Linked DNA regions of Homo sapiens: regions 1 and 2 are each linked to region 3. Evidence: read pairs that join two places in POLR2A ChIA-PET (ENCODE). Cell type or tissue: Caco-2. All regions are shown on one strand. Each heading gives the region's core, and the rest is flanking DNA. Links, peaks and the distances in the headings are about the cores only. Region 1 has its middle 36 kb from the start of DAGLA. Region 2 holds the start of LOC105369331 (a long non-coding RNA gene). Region 3 holds the start of LRRC10B (leucine rich repeat containing 10B).

The links. ChIA-PET counts read pairs that join two places held together with the same protein. Peaks named below come from ENCODE experiments on the same cell type or tissue, not always from the same donor. Only the 100,000 strongest peaks of a DNase experiment are listed, where the experiment ranks them.
Region 1: POLR2A ChIA-PET joins it to region 3 with 8 read pairs; 3 of 35 experiments call an interaction of 5 or more read pairs at or near these places.
Region 2: POLR2A ChIA-PET joins it to region 3 with 5 read pairs; 4 of 35 experiments call an interaction of 5 or more read pairs at or near these places.

The regions. Positions count from the first base shown.
Region 1 is chr11:61,641,816-61,647,715 of GRCh38, reverse strand. No RefSeq gene overlaps it. Among named protein-coding and RNA genes, the nearest start is that of DAGLA, 36 kb to the left of the region's middle. In Caco-2, for the core only: no CTCF peak of the experiment used is centred there; no DNase peak of the experiment used is centred there.
Region 2 is chr11:61,585,584-61,591,483 of GRCh38, reverse strand. It overlaps LOC105369331 (a long non-coding RNA gene), which reads left to right and starts at 3,211. Exons shown (of 5, transcript XR_950166.3): 1 at 3,211-5,900. LOC101927495 (a long non-coding RNA gene) reads right to left here and starts at 2,990. Exons shown (of 4, transcript NR_110189.1): 1 at 2,869-2,990. It also overlaps a transcript of SYT7 not described here. RefSeq lists enhancers at 2,403-2,981, 4,140-4,719. In Caco-2, for the core only: a CTCF peak has its summit at 3,330; DNase peaks (open chromatin) are centred at 3,053, 3,353 and 3,745; H3K4me3 peaks cover 1,887 bases.
Region 3 is chr11:61,506,780-61,512,679 of GRCh38, reverse strand. It overlaps LRRC10B (leucine rich repeat containing 10B), which reads right to left and starts at 3,931. Exons shown (of 1, transcript NM_001145077.2): 1 at 1,662-3,931. The coding sequence starts at 3,681. The coding sequence ends at 2,803. It overlaps MIR4488 (microRNA 4488), which reads right to left and starts at 4,084; the gene lies at 4,023-4,084. In Caco-2, for the core only: a CTCF peak has its summit at 3,273; DNase peaks (open chromatin) are centred at 3,269, 4,009 and 4,309; H3K4me3 peaks cover 1,443 bases.

The DNA.
Region 1 (5,900 bases), core at 474-5,473, 140 kb before region 3:
ACATGATCAAGCTGAAAGTCTAGAAGAAGAGAGTACACTCCATCCACAAGGAGGCCACGGTTGATGGGTAAAATGCTAAACACCACTACAGGGTAATGAAGAATTGGGATCAAGAACTCAAACTTTCACAGAAGGGAAGGGCCCAGGGCTGGGCAACCCAGCCTGTGGCCAGATATCAGGGTGGGAACTCTCTAGAAGCCAAGAGTGGCCCCGAGCTCCTTCCAGTTTTGGAAACTCCTGGGTTTTATTGTTTTTTTTGTTGGTTTGTTTGTTTTTTTTTGGAGTCTCACTCTGTTGCCCAGGTTGGAGTGCAATGGCGCAACCTCTGCTCACCGCAACCTCCTCCTCCCAGGTTCGAGGGATTCTCCTGCCTCAGCTTCCCGAGTAGCTGGGACTACAGGCGTGCACCACCACACCCGGCTAATTTTTGTATTTTTAGTAGAGACGGGGTTTCACCATGTTGGCCAGGATGGTCTCGATCTCCAGACGTCGTGATCCGCCCGCCTCGGCCTCCAAAAGTGCTGGGATTACAGGCGTGAGCCACCGCACCCGGCCACTCCTGGTTTTTTAAAAAAATCAAGACATGCTAATACGGCTTACGATGATTGTGGCATGTTTTAGATGTTTACATTTAACAAATTAATGCTTTTAGCACACACACAAATTGCCAAGCAATATAATTATGCTATTCACAAGAAAATTATAGGATTTATTAGAATTATTAATTGCTGGTACACTTCGGGCAGTGGGCCGCAGGTGTGAAGCTTCCCAATGAATGTTGTCATCAGTTGTCATCAGTTGGGCCAGGTTCCCTGTCACTGAGCAGGTGACCTCCTTTGGAGACAATGCCCAAGGTCTAACCCTGGGGCACTCACTGCGCATTAGAAATACCTGGGAAGGGCCAGGCGCGGTGGTTTGGCTCATAATCCCAGCACTTTGGGGGGCCGAGACGGGCAGATCACCTGAGGTCAGGAGTTTGAGACCAGCCCTACTAACATGGTGAAACCCCATCTCTACTAAAAATACAAAAATTAGCCGGGCGTGGTGGCAGGCGCCTGTAATTCCAGCTACTCGGGAGGCTGAGGCACAAGAATCGCTTGAACCAAGGAGGTGGAGGTTGCAGTGGACTGAGATCAGGCCACTGCACTCCAGCCTGGCAATAGAGCAAGATTCTGTCGCAAAAAAAAAAAAGAAAAAAGAAATACCTGGGAAGTTTTTAAAAATGCTGAGGCCTGGGCTTCACCCACAAAGTTTCTGATTTGATAGGGCCACGGTGGTGCCTAGGCATCAATATTTTTTCAAAAACTTCCTGTGAATTCTGATGAGCAGTCAGGGTTAAGAATTAATGGAGTCCGGGCGCGGTGGCTCACGCCTGTAATCCCAGCACTTTGGGAGGCCCAGGCAGGCGGATCACAAGGTCAGGAGATCGAGAGCATCCTGGCTAACACGGTAAAACCTCATCTCTGCTAAAAACACAAAAAATTACCCAGGGGTGGTGGCATGTGCCTGTAGTCCCAGCTACTCGGGAGGCTGAGGCAGGAGAATCGCTTGAACCCGGGAGGCAAAGGTTGCAGTGAGCCAAGAGCGCGCAACTGCACTCCAGCCTGGGTGACAGAGTGAGACTCCGTCTAAAATAAAATAATTATTGGATTATGGGATGGGCAGGTCTAAGCCAATTTGGGCTAACGAGGTGAGATGTAAAGGGAGGCTTACTTGGGACTTTTGGGAAGGCATCTTCCTCATTCTGGAAAGCAAGCCCTGGGAAGTTCAGTCTCTCCTGCTGGACAGGAATAGGAAGCATTCTGTCCAGCTGCTCCTGGTGGCCATCTCGCAGCCATGAGGGAAGTTTGTGTGAAAAAGAAAGTCAGAGAAACAGTCAGAGCTTTGATCCCACCATACCGAGGCTTACTAACCCGCGGTTGTGTGAGCCAATAGAATCTCCTCTTGCTTAAGCCAGTTTGGGTCTTGTTTCTGTTGCTTGCTCCTGCACATGTCTAATCACGAAAGCACTTGTGAGGATTGAGTGAGACATTGTGTACGGAGTGCTCGGCACAGGGCCTGGCACTTGTGAGTGCTCCGTAAGTGTTAGCTGCCACTTGTCACCCCCACAGAGGGAGTGCACAGAGCAAAGGGAGTGCCCTGGCACAGGTAGTCCAAGGCATGCTGCGTTGCAGAACCTAGACCCAAGGCTTAGGTTCTTGATACATTTATTTTTTAGTGGGTACTTAATAAATTTCTGCCCAATGGGATGGATGCTTTGTGCTTTCATTTCCCTTTGCTCAGTGCACTGATCTCTGCCAGATGCAAAGAGGAAGTAATCTGATGATCTGATTATAATAATATGGTCCCTTGTACCAGCAAAGCTGAGGCTTAAACCACAGGGGCAGATTTGTGTGAGTAAGAGGCTTACCACCCAAAGGGTGAAACAACCAGGCAGGCAGGGGAGCAGTTAATTAAATGAAGGCTTACTAAGTGCCTACTACGTGCTGGACATTGCACTAAGGCAGCTGAGGAAGCTCCAGGGTCTTTGCCCCCAATAGAAAGCTTGAGGAGTCTTTGAGGAGGGGAGAAGCACCCTGTCTCTTACCCTGTGTCATCTTCTATATACCTCAGCTAATATAATGGAGGGCAACTCCCCCAGAGAAGGTCCGAGGCTTCACCCCTGAGCTGGAGCACCGGACAGACAGACTGACAGACGTAGCCGAGGTGTTACAGGAACACACAGAGCTCACTGCTGTCCACCAAACCTTCTCCTCTTCCAAGGCCTCCCCATGCCTCCATGATGTGGGGAACAGGGAAGGAAAGCTACTCTTCCACGTGCAGTGCTTTTTAAAAGAATGATGATTTTTGCACCAGGCAATACAGTCCCATGGTCCAAACATCAAAACAGGATAAAAAAGCAGGGGCTGGGCCAGGCGTGGTGTCTCATGCCTGTAATCCCAGCACTTTGGGAGGCCAAGGCGGGTGGGTCACGTGGTCAGAAGATCAAGACCATCCTGGCTAACATGGTGAAACCCCGTATCTACTAAAATACAAAAAAAAAAAAAAATTAGCAAGGCCTTGTGGCACATGCCTGTAGTCCCAGCTACTCTGGAGGCTGAGGCAGGGGAATTGCTTGAACCCAGGAGGCAGAGGTTGCAGTGAGCTGAGGCCGAGATTGCGCCAGTACGCTCCAGCCTGGTGACAGAGTGAGACTCCGTCTCAAAAAAAATAAATAAATAAAAATTTAAAAAAGCAGGGACTGAGAAGTCTTGTTTCCATCCCATCCTGTTCGCTTGTCTCCCGTCTCTAAGATGACCCCTTTTTCCGTTCCTTGGAAGTCCCTCTCTCAGAGCTGCTGCTGCTGCTGCGGTCTGCTCTGCACTGGTTGTTAAATATTTTGATTATCACCCTGCCTTCCCGCGTCTCTGAGACAAAGAACAAGGAGATGCAAAAATAGATTTTTTCCTTGCCTCCTGCCATGGGCTGGATGTTTATGTCTCCTCTGTCCCCCACATGCCTACGTTCCTACCCCCCAAATTCCTATGGTGTAATCTCCACCCTCAATGTGATGGTATTGGGAGGAGGGGACTCTGGGAGGTAAGTGGGTCATGAGCGTGTAGCCCTCATGAATGAGATCAGTGTCCTTATAAAAGGGACCCCAGAGAGCTCTCTGGTCCTCTTCCTGCCATGTGAGGACACAGTGGCAAGTTGGCAGTCTGCAACCCAGAAGGGGCCCTCACCAGACCCAACCATGCTGGCACCTGGTCTTGAACTTCCAGCTTCCAGAACTTTGAGAACTACATTTCTATAGTTTCCAAGCCACCCAGTTGATAGTATTCTGTTATAACATCTCAAACTGACTAAGATAATGCCCTTCTTTCTCACACAGAAGTAGTAACATTATAAACACTCTGTTCTGTATCTGGCCTTTTTAATTAAACTATCCCAGGGGTCTTTCCCTCTCTGTATAAGAAGCTTGTTTGTTCTTTTTTGTTATTGTTGTTGAATAGTATTCCTTCCATACTTTGTTTAATCAGACCGTGATAAAATGCACACTTATATTGTTTCCAATCTTTTTTTTTCTTTTTTTTTTCTGAGACAAGTTCTCACTCTGACACCCACGCAGTCTAGAGCAGTGGTACAACCATGGCTTGTTGCAACCTCGACCTCCCAGGCTCAAGCAATCCTCCCACCTCAGCCTCCCGAGTAGCTGGGACAACAGGCATGCGCCACCATGCCTGGCTAATTTCTTTTTGTTTTTCATAGAGATGGGGTCTCACTATGTTTCCCAGGTTGGTCTCGAACTCCTGGGCTCAAGCAATCATTCTGCCTCAGCCTCCCAAAGTGCCTGCACCCGGCTCCAATCTTTTCTTTTCTTTTTTTTTTTTTTTGAGATGGAGTTTCACTCTTGTTGCTCAGGCTGCAGTGCAGTGGCATGATCTCGGCTCACTGCAACCTCCGCCTCCCAGGTTCAAGTGATTCTCCTGCCTCAGCCTCCCGAGTAGCTGGGATTACAGGGGCACACCACCAGGCCCAGCTAATTTTTGTATATTTAGTAGAGACGGGGTTTTGCCATGTTGGCCAGGCTGTTCTCGAACTCCTCACTTCAGGTGATCCACCCGTCTTGACCTCCCAAAGTGCTGGGATTACAGGTGTGAGCCACCGTGCCCAGCCTCCAATTTTTTGTTAGTAGAAGCCATGCTGCCGTGAATAACCTGGTACATCATCCTTGCTAGGCTCTACCTATAAGAATAAAATGTAGACTCAGGACTGCTGACTCAGAGGGCAAACACATTTACAACTTTGATAAATATTGCAGAATTGCCCTCCATAGGGAATATAACACACTGAATCCCCACCGGCAACATACGAAGGTTTATTTTTTTTAAGGGAATCAAATAAAATACTTTTCTTATTGAAAACAAAAACATAGTCTTCATGGAGGACTGGGAAATACAATCACAGAGCAGGAAGTAAAAATTACTCAGAATCAGAATGTGCGGAGACCTCCCAGATTTGCAATCTGGCGTATTTCCCTCAAGTCTTGATTCATACCCTGCATACTGTTCCAGAACCCGATTTATTCACTCCACCAATATTTTGTGAACAGTGTTGTCTCATGTCAGTAAATATTTTTTTATTATACCTTCAGAGACAGGACGGAACAGAGATATTAATTAAGCAAATGGACCCTGGTTCAAATCTCGGCTCTATTGCTGTCTGTCTGTGCAATGTTGGGCAAATTATATAAGTATTCCCGGCTTCGATTTCCTCTTTGTGAAATGAGGATCATAAAAGCACTTACCTGTAGAATTATTGTGAGAGTTGAGTGCATCAGAATACGTGAAATGTGCAAACAGGGCTTGGCACAGTAAACACTATAAATAATCCCAGCACTTTGGGAGGCCCAGGCGGGTGGATCACCTGCAGTCAGGAGTTTGAGATCAGCCTGGCCAACATGGTGAAACCCCATCTCTACTAAAAATACAAAAATTCGCCAGGTGTGGTGGTGGGCGCCTGTAATCTCATCTACTCTGGAGGCTGAGGCAGGAGAATTGCTTGAACCCGGGAGGCGGAGGTTGCAGTGAGCCAAGATCGCGCCATTGCACTCCAGCCTGGGCAACAAGAGCAAAACTCCATATATACACACACACACACACGCACACACACACACACACACACGATAAATGTTAGTCGATGCTGCATCATTTTTGACTGCCTGGTAGTCCCTTGGATGGACACGCCATAGTTTTTTGGATAAATTCCTTGTCGTTAGACATTTAGGTTATTTCTGTGTTTTCGGCACTACTTCGATGATGCAGCTTGGTGGATATAGCTTTATCCAGATCCCTGGTTTACCTTTGCTGAGGGAGGTGAGGGGACAAGTGTGGCCCATCCCTCATGGCTGCTCAGGGTCT
Region 2 (5,900 bases), core at 642-5,641, 79 kb before region 3:
CTTGCGCTTTGCTGCCCTTAGGAGAGTGGACGGGAAGGGAGCCAGGTTGGAGGCAGAGGAGGAGGCCCAAGGAGGAGGTCGATGCAAGTTGGGAGGACCGGGGCTAGGGCCATGAATGAGGGGCAGGGGAGGCTGGAAAGGACTGGAGCCAGGAAGGAAAAAGACCAGGACTCACCACCAATGAAATGTGCCAGGTAAGGAAAAGAGGGAAAGTAGGGACATGGCCAAGGTCTCTGCTTTCAGGGTCAGGGTTGTGGTGGTGCCTCAGCTAAGGACAGGTCATGGGGGAGCATGCATCAGAGTCCTGTGTGAGAAGCTTCTCTCTCACTACAGCTTCCATCCCCTTTCACTGAAGCATCTTGCACCCCAACATTTCTGGCCATAAAGGAAGAGGTCAATGGGGATTTGGAGAGGGATGGGCCTTCCCCAGGGGAATCCAGACCTCAGACCTGGAGTGGAGGGAGGGGGCTCACACAGAGGTCTTTTTCAGAAAACAGGCCTTAAGGCTGTTCCCCAGAAATTAGAGAGGAACTTCCGGCCGAGAAGCCCACACTTGCCTCATGTTCTGCATGGCCTTGTTTGACCAGAAAGACAAACAGGACAGGGAGTGGCCTTTGTGACATTATGAGGACTCCCCAACTCAGCCCAGGATGTGGCAGTCAAGAGAGGACCAAAGGCATCCCCTAGTCAGACACAGCTGTCCCTGGAGCATCTCCCTGGAGGAGCCAGAGACCCTCAAAATCATCTCATGGTATGTCCTCATGTTGCAGATGGGGAAACTGAGGCCCAGAGAGAGAAGCAAATTGCCACAGGGCACAGCTGATATTACCATGAGGGAACTGAGGCCACAAGGAGAGGACTTATCTGGTCTGATGGGGATGGACTAATAATAGCCCCGATATTTGTACAGTTATTTTCTTCCCAGGTGTTCAGAGCACTGCACGTCCATGATCTCATTTGTCCACAAGACATCCCTCTGGGATGGGTGACAAAGCGACTTCATGAAGATGTGAAAATGCTCTGTCATCCCCCACCACCTGGCCCCAATAACCTTAATTTTCTTTTTCAGTCTCTATTATGTCCCCTTTCTTCCTGTAACCAATTTAATTCAGCAAAGATTTACGAGGCTACTGCTTGGTGCAAGGTGCTGGGCATTTGGGAAGCTTCAGGATTTCCCCAGGGCCAAGGTCATTGCTCTGCTTTCTGTGGTCCCAAAGCACTGTGTTCAGACCTGCCTTTGTACACATCCTATTGTTTTTATACAGCTACCATCCTGGAGGGCAGGGCTTGGTCTTGTTTAAGCTTGCATGCCCGAATGGTGCTCAGGCCATGGCCTGGCGTTCGGGAGCCTGGAGAAATCCTTGCCCAGGGCCATGTTTCCCTGAATCCACCTGTTAATGCACTTGTCGCACTGTATGACAATTACCCAGAGAAGGAGCAGGATTCTGTATATGCAGTGCCTAGCACATAGCAGCTACGTCATTAATGTTTGCTGAATGGATCAATAAAAAACCTGAGAGGAGGAAGATAAAGATGGATAGTAAACGGGCGATCCTTGCCCAGAAAGAGCTCCCAGTCCATTGCAGGGGTGGAGGAGGTGGACAGAAAGCAGGATTGAAGAGCTGTATAAATGCTATCAGCGTAGACAACTCCATCACCGAAATGCTGAGAAGTGCCATGGGGCTACAGAAGAGGAGCATTCAGACTCACCTGGGAGAATCAGGGATGGCTCCCTGGACAAAGTGACAGTGAAGATGGGCTTTGAAAGGTGGAAACCCATAGGGAGAAACTCAGTTTTTAGCTGAAGGCAGGGCACTGGGCAAGACGAGGAAGTCAAAAGTCATCCTGGGGCAGACTCCATCTCAGGCTAACCTGCTCCTTCTGCAGGCATGGGGAGCCATCGAAGGCCCGGGGGCTGAGAAGCCAGCAGAGCAATTGGATCTTGTGTCTCAGAAAACCACAGGGAGGCCGGGCGAGGTGGTTCATGCCTGTAATCCCAACACTTTGGGAGGCCCAAGATGGGCGGATCATTTGGGCTCTAGACCAGCCTGGCCAAGATGGCGAAACTCTGTATTTACTAAAAACACAAAAATTAGCCAGGCATGATGGCAGGCGCCTGTAATCCCAGCTACTCAGGCTCAAGGCACGAGAATGTCTTGAGCCTGGGAGATGGAGGTTGCAGTGAGCTGAGATCCTGCCACTGCACTCCAGCCTGAGTGACAGAGCAAGACTCTGTCTCAAAAAAAAAAAAAAAAAAAAAAAGAAAAGAAAGAAAAGAGAAAAGAAAACCACGAGGAGGGAGGGCACTGGATGGAAAAGACTGGGGGAGGCAAGCGACTGGGCAGGAGCCAGGTGAGGCGGAGGCTGATCGGCTTGAGTGTCTGACTTAGGGAGGTGGCTCAGGAGTCTGAGAACAGGGTGTGAGAGGCTGGGAAGAGAAAAGGGTCTGAAGGATATGGACAGTAATTAGGTGTGGGGGAAGAGCAGTGGGAGGATTTGGGGAACCGATGTGGAGCTTGAGAGAGTGATGGGGCCTTAGCAGCTGTGGGGTGACCCCAGGGAGGTGATGTTTCCTCCACCTGGTGGAGAGGCTTCACTAAGTACACAGCTGCGGAGCTTGGGAGGGAGGTCAGGGCCCCAGAGACAGTGCTGGGAATGGGGATGAAGCAAAAGCTGAGGCCGTGGGCGTGGATGAGGTCACGAAGAGAGTGGGTGAGAAAGAAGAGGGAAGAGAGGACGGAGCCTTGGGGTACGCCCACCGTTGGGAGGGGTGGGAGCAGGAAGAGAGCAGGAAATGAAGCAGCCACGGAGCTGGGGGTCCCTCATTCTTCCTCCTTTCCAGGGCGCCCGGCCTCTGCGCCCCCTCACCTCCCACGGGCCACATCCAGCTGAGGAGCAGGCTCTGTTGCCTGCTCAGCCTCCAGGAGAGCTCCGAGGACTCGAAGGCAGGAAAGCTCAGGGGTTGAAGGTTTGGGTTCTAGACCTGGTTGGAGCTGGCGTGACTCCCACCTGTCCCTCCACCCTGCCGGCTGCCCGTCCTCTGGCAGGCCACGCCCCAGGCAAGCCACGCCCCTGACAAGCCACGCCCCTCGCCTCAACCCTCTCACCTTCCTAAGGGGATCACAACGGGACTTCTGTGACTATTAAGCGGGATAATGCGTGTTATGCACTTGGCACCCGGGCCTGGCAGTCCCTCGGAGCTCAGTAAGTGCTGCCGGCTGCTCTGATGATTATTATAGAGCAGGATTGGATTCTGGCGCTCAGGCTGGCAGAACCAAGGAGCCCAGCAGCTCCCCCAGAGGCCTTGGTGAGGGAGAGGGCCTGGCCACCTGAACTCGCCCAGCTCTCGGAGTGCTGGGGCCCCTCCCGTCATCCTCCTGAGCCCAGAGCCAGGGATCGCGGAACCGGGACAGTCACAGCTCTCCCGGTGCAGATCACCCTTCCACCTGCGAGGGATAGGCCCCACCCCCACTAAGGTCTTCAACTCCAGTTAGGGCAGAGGGTGGGGCCTCAATCCTGGGGTTGGGGATCCCTCAGAGAGTCATGTCCCCCGCCCCCCCATCTGTGTACCGTCCCCCTCCTCCCTCTGGGCCGGCGTGGACGGGTCCTCTCAGGTCCGCGGTAATTTGTCTGCTCACGCGGGCTCCGCGGCACCCCCTCCGCGCACGCGCATCTCTGCCCCGGGCCGGATACTCGGGGCGCTCGGGGTGGGTCCGTCCAAGTTGCAGAGAAAGACTTCAATGTTGGGGGCGCCCGTCGCTGGAGGGGCAGGCCTCGAGCCCAGGCCGGGCGTTTGCGGGCGCTCAGCTATTAAGAGCGGAGACGCCTCGTCCCCCGCCCCCCAGGAATTCTGCAGCTGGGACTCAGCCCAGGCGCGCCTTCTGCGCGGCCCTGGAGGACCAGGAGCGCGGGCGGCGAGTGGTGCTGGCTGGGGTGGGGCTGCTGGAGCAGGTCTTGGGTTGGTGGATTCTGGCTCCTGCCCTCTCACACACCAAGGCCTGAACCCTGGACTTCTCAGAGCCTCAGTTTCCCCTTCTCAGCCTCAGCCTCAGACCTGGAAACAGGTCAATTGCTATCATCGTGGGCCTGCATGCCTGTCTGTGCAGCCTCAGCTGGGCGGGAAGAAGAGTAACGGCCCGCTGAAGGCTGGGGAACAGGTCCCCCACCCCACACTACCAGACTCGGCCTGGGCTCCCTGAGAGGAGCGGGGCTTGACCGCTCTACCAGCTGGGCTCGGGTCTGGGGTTCCAACTCAGGCCAGAGTCGTTCAGCGCTGGGAGGCCCCCATTAACTAGGCCACCCCTGGGTATGGGTGGTGGAGGCTGGAGCTGACTGGCCTGAGTCCCCGGGGGAGGTGGCTGAAAGGCCCAGGGCTTTGAACAAACCACAGAAGGTTTCTGCAATATCAAAAGAGCTCTTAGAGACTAATCATGTGGGGGGAGGGGGGACAGTTGGCGAAAGAGCTTCTGCTTGGTTCCCATCAGCGGAGGATCAAAAAGCATTTGGTCAAAGAACCTTTAAATACCTTGAAAGGCAGGTGAAGCCAGTTCAGTGGGTTCCAAGAGGGATTGAAATGCTGGTCTGAGCTGCAGACAAGCTGGCACCAGCCACAGGAAATGCTGGGGGAGGGGCCCACTGAGGCAGGAGGGAGAAAAGGTGTGGATAGACCAGCAACCCACCTCCCTAACTGTCCCCTCTTCCCCCACACCCAAAAGTCACTGCGGAGAGGATGGGGAGGGCAGAGAACTGGGTTCAGACTGACAGCTGGAAGCAGTCTTGCAGGCTTCTGGGCCAGGGGCTTTTCATCTGGAACCCGAAGGACCCCCACCCCAAACACACACCCAATTATGGGCAAAATGTTGTGTCTGTGTTTGTATATGCACTTTTCTAGGGAGGAGAGGTCCACTGACTTCATTAGATTTTCACAGGGGTCCAAGACCCAGTCAAGATTAAAAAACAACATCCTATGGTACAGACTGGTAAAATGAGGCTCAGAAGGACTGAGGGGCTGACCCCGGGTCACTCACCTAGTAATCAGCAAACTGAGGTGCTTCCACAGTGCATCCCAGGAAGGGGATCTCAGTAGCCCCCATGGCCCTCAGTCAGTCTCAGGGGTCCCAGAGCTGCCCAAGGGGTAGGGAATGTCTCAGAGCAGAGGCCCAAGGCCAAACTTCTGCCCAAGCCTGGGGCTGTCCCAAGGCAGAAGAAGGAATACCAACTTCAATCTTTTAAGGGTGGTGAGGGATTTGAGGGGCTGAGCCAAACACTTGGGGAGTGTCAGGGTGACCATGGAGAAGAGAGAGACTGAGAGCCAGAATCTGGATGAAGAGGTTACAGGGTGAAGGGGTGTGGGAGGACAGATAGGGTGAGGGTGAGGTGGGAATATGGTTTCTGGCCCTGTAACATGGCCTGAGAGACCCTTGGGGGCCTATAGCTATGGAAAGTCAGCTTGCAGCAGGGTCTTTGGTGCCTGGGGTTACCCCTAGGGAACCAGGAAAGACAGCCAGCCCTTGCCATCTCCCCAGGGTATTCTCACATCTTTGTGTGGAGCAATTCTTAGCCTTATTTTACAGATGAGAAAACTGAGGCCCAGAGATGTCAAGTAACCAGCCAAAGCCAAACAGAGAAACAGGCAGAGGTAGGACCCGAGTTCGAGTCTCAGATTCTTCCCTTGATGCTGGGGTCCAAACCCTGTCTTTTAGCACCAGGGCCCCAAAGCAGAACCTGGCAGAAGTGTGACAAGCATAGACTCTGGGTGGGCCTCTGAGATCTGGTAGTTACTGGGTCTGGCGAGAGGAGGCAATAGATCAGCAAGTATTGATGGTGATGAGGTGGGTATAGAGATGGCTGCAGCTGCCTCCTAGTAGTTTGCTCTCATGTCCTTTCTGGGGTGGAGATAT
Region 3 (5,900 bases), core at 543-5,542:
GTGCCTCAGGATGGCCCGGGGGACTCATTGCCAGGACTTTGCCCCAACCTAGAGTCCTCAGGTGAGAGCAGCAGGGGAGGAGGTACAGGGAAACAGATCAGACAGAGGGAGGAGACCTGAGCTCACTAATGACAGCAGTTATTGCAGGTGACCATGGCTGCCTCTGCACCCTGCTGCTTCTGTGTCTAAGATTTGCATGAAAGGAAGGTAAACAAACCCCTTGCATGAAGTATTGAGCTGCAGCATCAGATCTAAATAAACCCAATTCCTTGGGCCAGGTGCAGTGGCTCACGCCTGTAATTCCGGCACTTTGGGAGGCCGAGACAGGCAGATCACCTGAGGTCAGGAGTTCGAGACCAGCCTGGCCAACATGGTGAAACCCCGTCTCTACTAAAAATACAAAAAAATCAGCCGGGCGTGGTGGTGCACACCTGTAATCCCAGCTACTCAGGAGACTGAGACAGGAGAACTGCTTGAACCTGGGAAACTGAGGTTGCAGTGAGCCAAGATCATGCTGCTGCATTCCAGCCTGGGCAACAGAGAGAGACTCCATCTTGGAAAATAAAATAAAAGTAAAGTAAATAAATAAATAAACCCAACTCTTCGTGTACAGACGAAGAAGCTAAGGCCCAGGGGGGTCGTGACTTGCTCAAGATCACTTGGTCAATAGCAGAACCAGGCCTGCAACCCCTGCCTTCTGATTGTAGGCCCAGGGGTATTTTCCCTATGCTGTGATACAAGTGGCAGGTCAAGAGGAGAGTCCCCAGTCAGCTGCAGCTCCTACCCCACCTGAGTGATCTTCTCTCAAATTACTTTCTCCAAGTTTCCAGACCCCTGAAAGGCCCACTGGCCCTGATGGAACCCCAACAGGGGGAACTCTGGGAGGGACAAGGTCTACAGCAGCCAGGCCCCAGACCCTCTTCCTCCTTGGGAAGGTGGCAGTCTCCAATCTTCCCCACCCACCACCTCTTTCTGTCCGTTCAAGGCCTTCACTCTCATTTGCAAGCTGACAGCCCCAGACCCATGCCCAGCCTCCTCCTTAGCCAGGGCCCAGCCCAGTGTGCCAGCAGAGCTGCTGGGCAGGGCCTGACCTTCTGGCCCCATATGCCCCTGTTGCCATGGTGATGAAGATCTGGCAGGATCTTCTCCGGGGAGATGGGCCTCCAGGCTTGGGTTTTACAACTTTCTTCCTTTCTTTAAATCGTTAATTTATTATTTTCCTGAACAACAAGGGGAGAAAGAAATGCCAAAACTGAGCAAAAAGAGACTAAGAAGGAGAGAGACAGAAAGAGGAAAATAGAGCGAGAGAGACGGAGGGAGGCGAGTCTAGAGTCATGGAGGGGGTGGAGGGGCAGTGCCAGTGAAAGAGTAGGGAACCATCGGCCCAGCTCGAGGGTGACTCAAAAACATACAAAATCTTCTGCAGAATTAAGCTGCGGGATTCCGCAAGACAGGAGAGCAGCCTCGAGGGACAAAAGCCACTTCTGACGACAGCACTTGTTCCCCAGACAGACAGCACACCACAGTTGGCAGGGTCGGTCTGACATGGAGCGGGGAGCACGTGGGGCGGGGGCAGTGCCAGAGGGAGCCCAGGGTCCCCACAGCAGTGGGTTCCGGTGCTCCCAGGGATTATAAATAAACAGGCACATGGGAAATGCACATTCTTTCTCCAAGAAATATAATTTACGTTTACAGCCAGTTGTTTTTTCTTCTCTCTAAAGAAAACATTACCATGTGGGGCCGCTGCCCCAACAGTGTCCCTGAGTGTCCTTGGCCCTGGCTCCCTCGTCCCGTTATTGCTTGGATGAGGAAGATCTGGCTCTGGGAATTGCAGAGCAAGGCCCCTCTCCTCACCCCCTCGGGGCTGTCCCTGGTGACGGAGTGGAGGTACAGAGTGCCAGTCCCATGCCAGCCACCCTGGCTGTGCCCATTTAAGGGAAAGGAGAGTGCAGGCCGTGGGAGAGGCGCTGAGCAGCCTCCCAGAGCAGAGAGCCCCTCTCTGCGGTGCAGGAGGCCCTGGAGGCACGGTGGCTTCTTTTCAAACTTGACAGCTGGAAGGCTCAGGCTATGGGGTGGGGAGTGGAGGGGGAGCTCTCTCTTCCCAGCAAGGTTCCAGGCACATGCTGGGAGGCTGGGAGAAGAGAACAGAATAGGGTGGGGGTGACCCCCTGCCTTCTGTGCCCCATACCAATCTCAGGGGGCCGAGGAGGGAGGTATGTACGATCAGCCCTGATGGAGGGGTGAGGGCAGCTTCGGTGTTGGGGCCCCCATCTATTTCCCACTTCTGTCCCGGGCACCAGCCCCACTCCAAGCCCCTGCTCCTGGGCCAGGCCCTCCTCGCAAGGGCAGTCCTGCCCCACACAGGCACGCAGTCCATCCCAGAGGTAGCGGCTCCTGTCCTAGAAAGGGTGGGCCTAGGAGACCCAAACCCCAGAAAGAGGGAGGGTGTTGGGTGCCCTGCATCCAGACTCAGGGAGACGTGACAATTCTGTGGCCCTCAGAGACCCTGGTTCCAGGAGGAAGCTGGTGCCTCTGTTATCAGTGGCTCCATCGGGGACTGGACCCAGCCCAGACTTCTTGGTCTGACAATTGCCCACAGATCAGCCAGGGTATAGTCAGTCCTCTTACTACCTAGGAGTGTCTGAAGATGAGCCCCAGCCCTGCCTGTGCCCGGCAACTCGCCAAAAGTAGCCGTTCCATTGACCTAAGTAGGGACCCACCAGTCCCGCAGGCCTAACCAGCCAAAGCTTCCTAGAGCCCCTCCTCTCAGAGTGGCTGAAGCCCATCAGCCAGAACATAGGCTCAGGTGCCCAGTCCTGGAGCGGCTTCCAGGGCGCGGAAGCTGCCCCCGGGGGCGCCCAGAGCCCGGGAACCAGCGCCGCCTATGAGCAGGTCTTCCTCCTCCTCATCCTCAAAGGCCCGCGCTGGGCGCCGGGGCGGAGGCCGGGGCGTGGGCTCGTCGCGCTCCGCCATGCGCTCGACGGCGCCCTCGCCCACGAGGAACACGGTGTCCGCGACGCGCGGGGGCCCGGTGACGGGGTTGTGGTCGTAGGAGAAGACGCGCAGCGCGCGCAGCGGGTGCAGGTCGGGGAAGCCGCCCAGGCGGTTGCGGTCGAGGTCGAGGATGTGCAGGCGGCCCATGCGCAGCAGCGCGGGCGGGAACTCCTCGAAGCGGTTGCCGTAGAGCCAGAGGCCGCGCAAGCCCGTCATGCGCGGCAGCTCGGCCGGCAGCGCGCGCAGCCGGTTGTCGCCCATCTGGAGCGACTGCAGCGCCACCAGGCGCAGCAGCGGCCGCGGGAAGCGCCGCAAGAAGTTGCCCTCGATCCAGAGGCAGCGCAGGCTCTGCAACTGCGCGAAGTCGGCGGGCAGCGCCAGCAGCCGGTTGCCGCCCAGATAGAGGCGCGTGAGGCGCGGCAGGCGGCACAGGCCGTCAGGCAGTCGCTCGAGCTTGTTGAAGTCCAGCGCCAGGATGCGCAGCTCGCGCAGCTCCTCGATCTCCTCCGGCAGCTCGCGCAGCCCCGTGCCGCTCACATACAGCTTCTGCAGGCGGCTCAGCGCGCACACTGCGCTGGGCAGCCGCCGCAACCGCCGCCCGCTCAGCTCCAGCTGCTGGTCGCCGCTGCGCAGCTGCTCCTCTGCGTCCGACGGCAGCTCATCCGGCGTGGACTCGGCGATGCCCATGGTCACGGGCCCCGGCCGGGGCCGCCGCCACTGCCACCGCCAGGCATCGCCCCGCCCCGGCCGCCCCCCAGCCGCCCCGACGGTGCCGGAGCCGCGCCGGCCCCCGGGCCCCCCGCCCCGGCCTTCCCCCGCGCCGGGAGGGGGGCCGTGCGGGGCCGGGAGGAGGCACCCACTTGGGGCACCGCCGCCGCGCGCCGCGCTCCACCGCCCGCCCTCGGGCCTCCCCCGTTGCCTCCGCCGGAGGCCGACTGGCTAGGGTTCGCGCTGACTCGCAGCTTAGCGACCCGTCGCCCTGGCAACCCCGACGCGCGTGCGGCTGCCAATGAGGCGGAGGGAGGGCGGGGCGGGGCGGGGCCAAGGCGCCACCCTAGTGGGGTCCCAGCGCCGGAGCCCGCCCCCTACCTGCCCATCCAGCCCACCGCGGAGCAAGCACAAGCCGAGAGATTCCCCGCCCCGGCCAAGCCTGGCACTGAGACCCGACGCCCGACGCTGTTTGGTGTGCGGTTGTGTGCGCCCCAGAGCCGCGGGTCCAAGAAGGCGAAGGAAACGCTGGCGGTGGATCAAAGACTCTGGACTAGAGGCTCACAAGGAGGGGCTGAGGGGCGCGGTCACTGCGAGCCATTCACGTCCAGCGGCGTGCGGCCGGCCTACCTGCTGGGATCACTTCAGTGTAGTAACTCGAAACAGTGTTACTGTCCGGCCCTTTTCACATCTGCTGGTTTTACCGGGCCCCAGGGCTTGGCTCCGCCCCGCCTAATTGCCCTACAGCTTCCTCATTGCTACACTCACACCCCTCTCTCCTGCCAGGATCCCTCCACCGACGCTCAAAGTCTGTGTGTGGCTGCGGTGGACAGAGGACTGGGACACGTGAACGCCTTTGAGCCACCAATCATGGCCACTCTCATTCCATGACTCTTCTTCCTTCGCCTGCTACCACCAGCAGCAGTTCCCCCCTGCCTTCTCCCCCCACCTCCCATCCGGAGCCCTCCTGCGGGAGCTCCTGGCAGAAAAGCACTGGCTGTCACTGGCTTCGAGCCCACGTGTGCCCAGCACTATGCTGAAAGCATTGCGTTGAGTCCTTGGCACAGCCTATGAGGTAGACACCCTCATCACCCCGATTTTAAAGATGGAGAAACTGAGGGTCAAAGAGACATGACTTGAGCTGGGTCAGTCTGAGCTGAGTGAAGTGCCCAAGGTCACCCAGCTGATGAGCAGCTGGATTCGAAGCCAGGTAGTGTGACTCCAGAGCCTGTGTTCCTAACCATAAACCATACCGATAGATGGAAACAAGGTTCACTCCACCTCCAGCAATGAATTTTCTCACAACAGAGCCTCTGATTCTCTGGACAAAGCTACAAAGACAGCACTATAATCCCACATGAAAGATGAGAGAAGTGGCCTCGCGGGGATTAGGCACCCTGCTTACGGTCACACAATGCATAGAGGTTGCAGCCCGGGAGCCAAATTTTCGGGCTCCAAGCCTCCTGCCTCCTGCCTTCTCTTGAACCCGGCTGGTGTGACCCATGTAACTGGCTGAGTGGACTGACTTCAGGAGAGCACGCTGCCCTTTGGCCCACCCCCATTGCCATCCCCACTGCAGGGGAAGGGGGATGGAAGACAGCCCAAGGGCAGAGAGCAGTTGCCAATGCAACGGGAGGAAGGGAACCATCCCCACTGGAAAGTAAGCTGCCCAGCCAGGGAGGTTTGGGCATCTCCTTCCCTGCTGGCACAGGCTCTAGAGCATACAGTAGACATTCCATGCAAATTTTTATTTATTTATTTATTTATTTATTTATTTATTTATTTATTTAGAGACAGAGTTTTGCTCTTGTTGCATAGGTTGGAGTGCAATGGCGTGATCTTGGCTCACTGCAACCTCCGCCTCGCCTCCTGGGTTCAAGCGATTCTCTTGCCTCAGCCTCCCAAGTAGCTGAGATTACAGGTGCCCACCACCACGCCCAGCTAATTTTTGTATTTTAGAAGAGACAGGGGTTCACCATGTTGGTCAGGCTGGTCTCGAACTCCTGATCTCAGGTGATCCACCTGCCTCAGCCTCCCAAAGTGCTGGAATTATAGGCATGAGCCACTGCGCCTTGCTGAAAAAAACTTAACAAAAAAAGTGGAGGCAAACATTGCATACAGTGAAATGCATAGATCGTAAGTGTCTTCTTGGATGCGTTTTGACAAATGTACACACCCCTGTCCCATTTCCATCAACC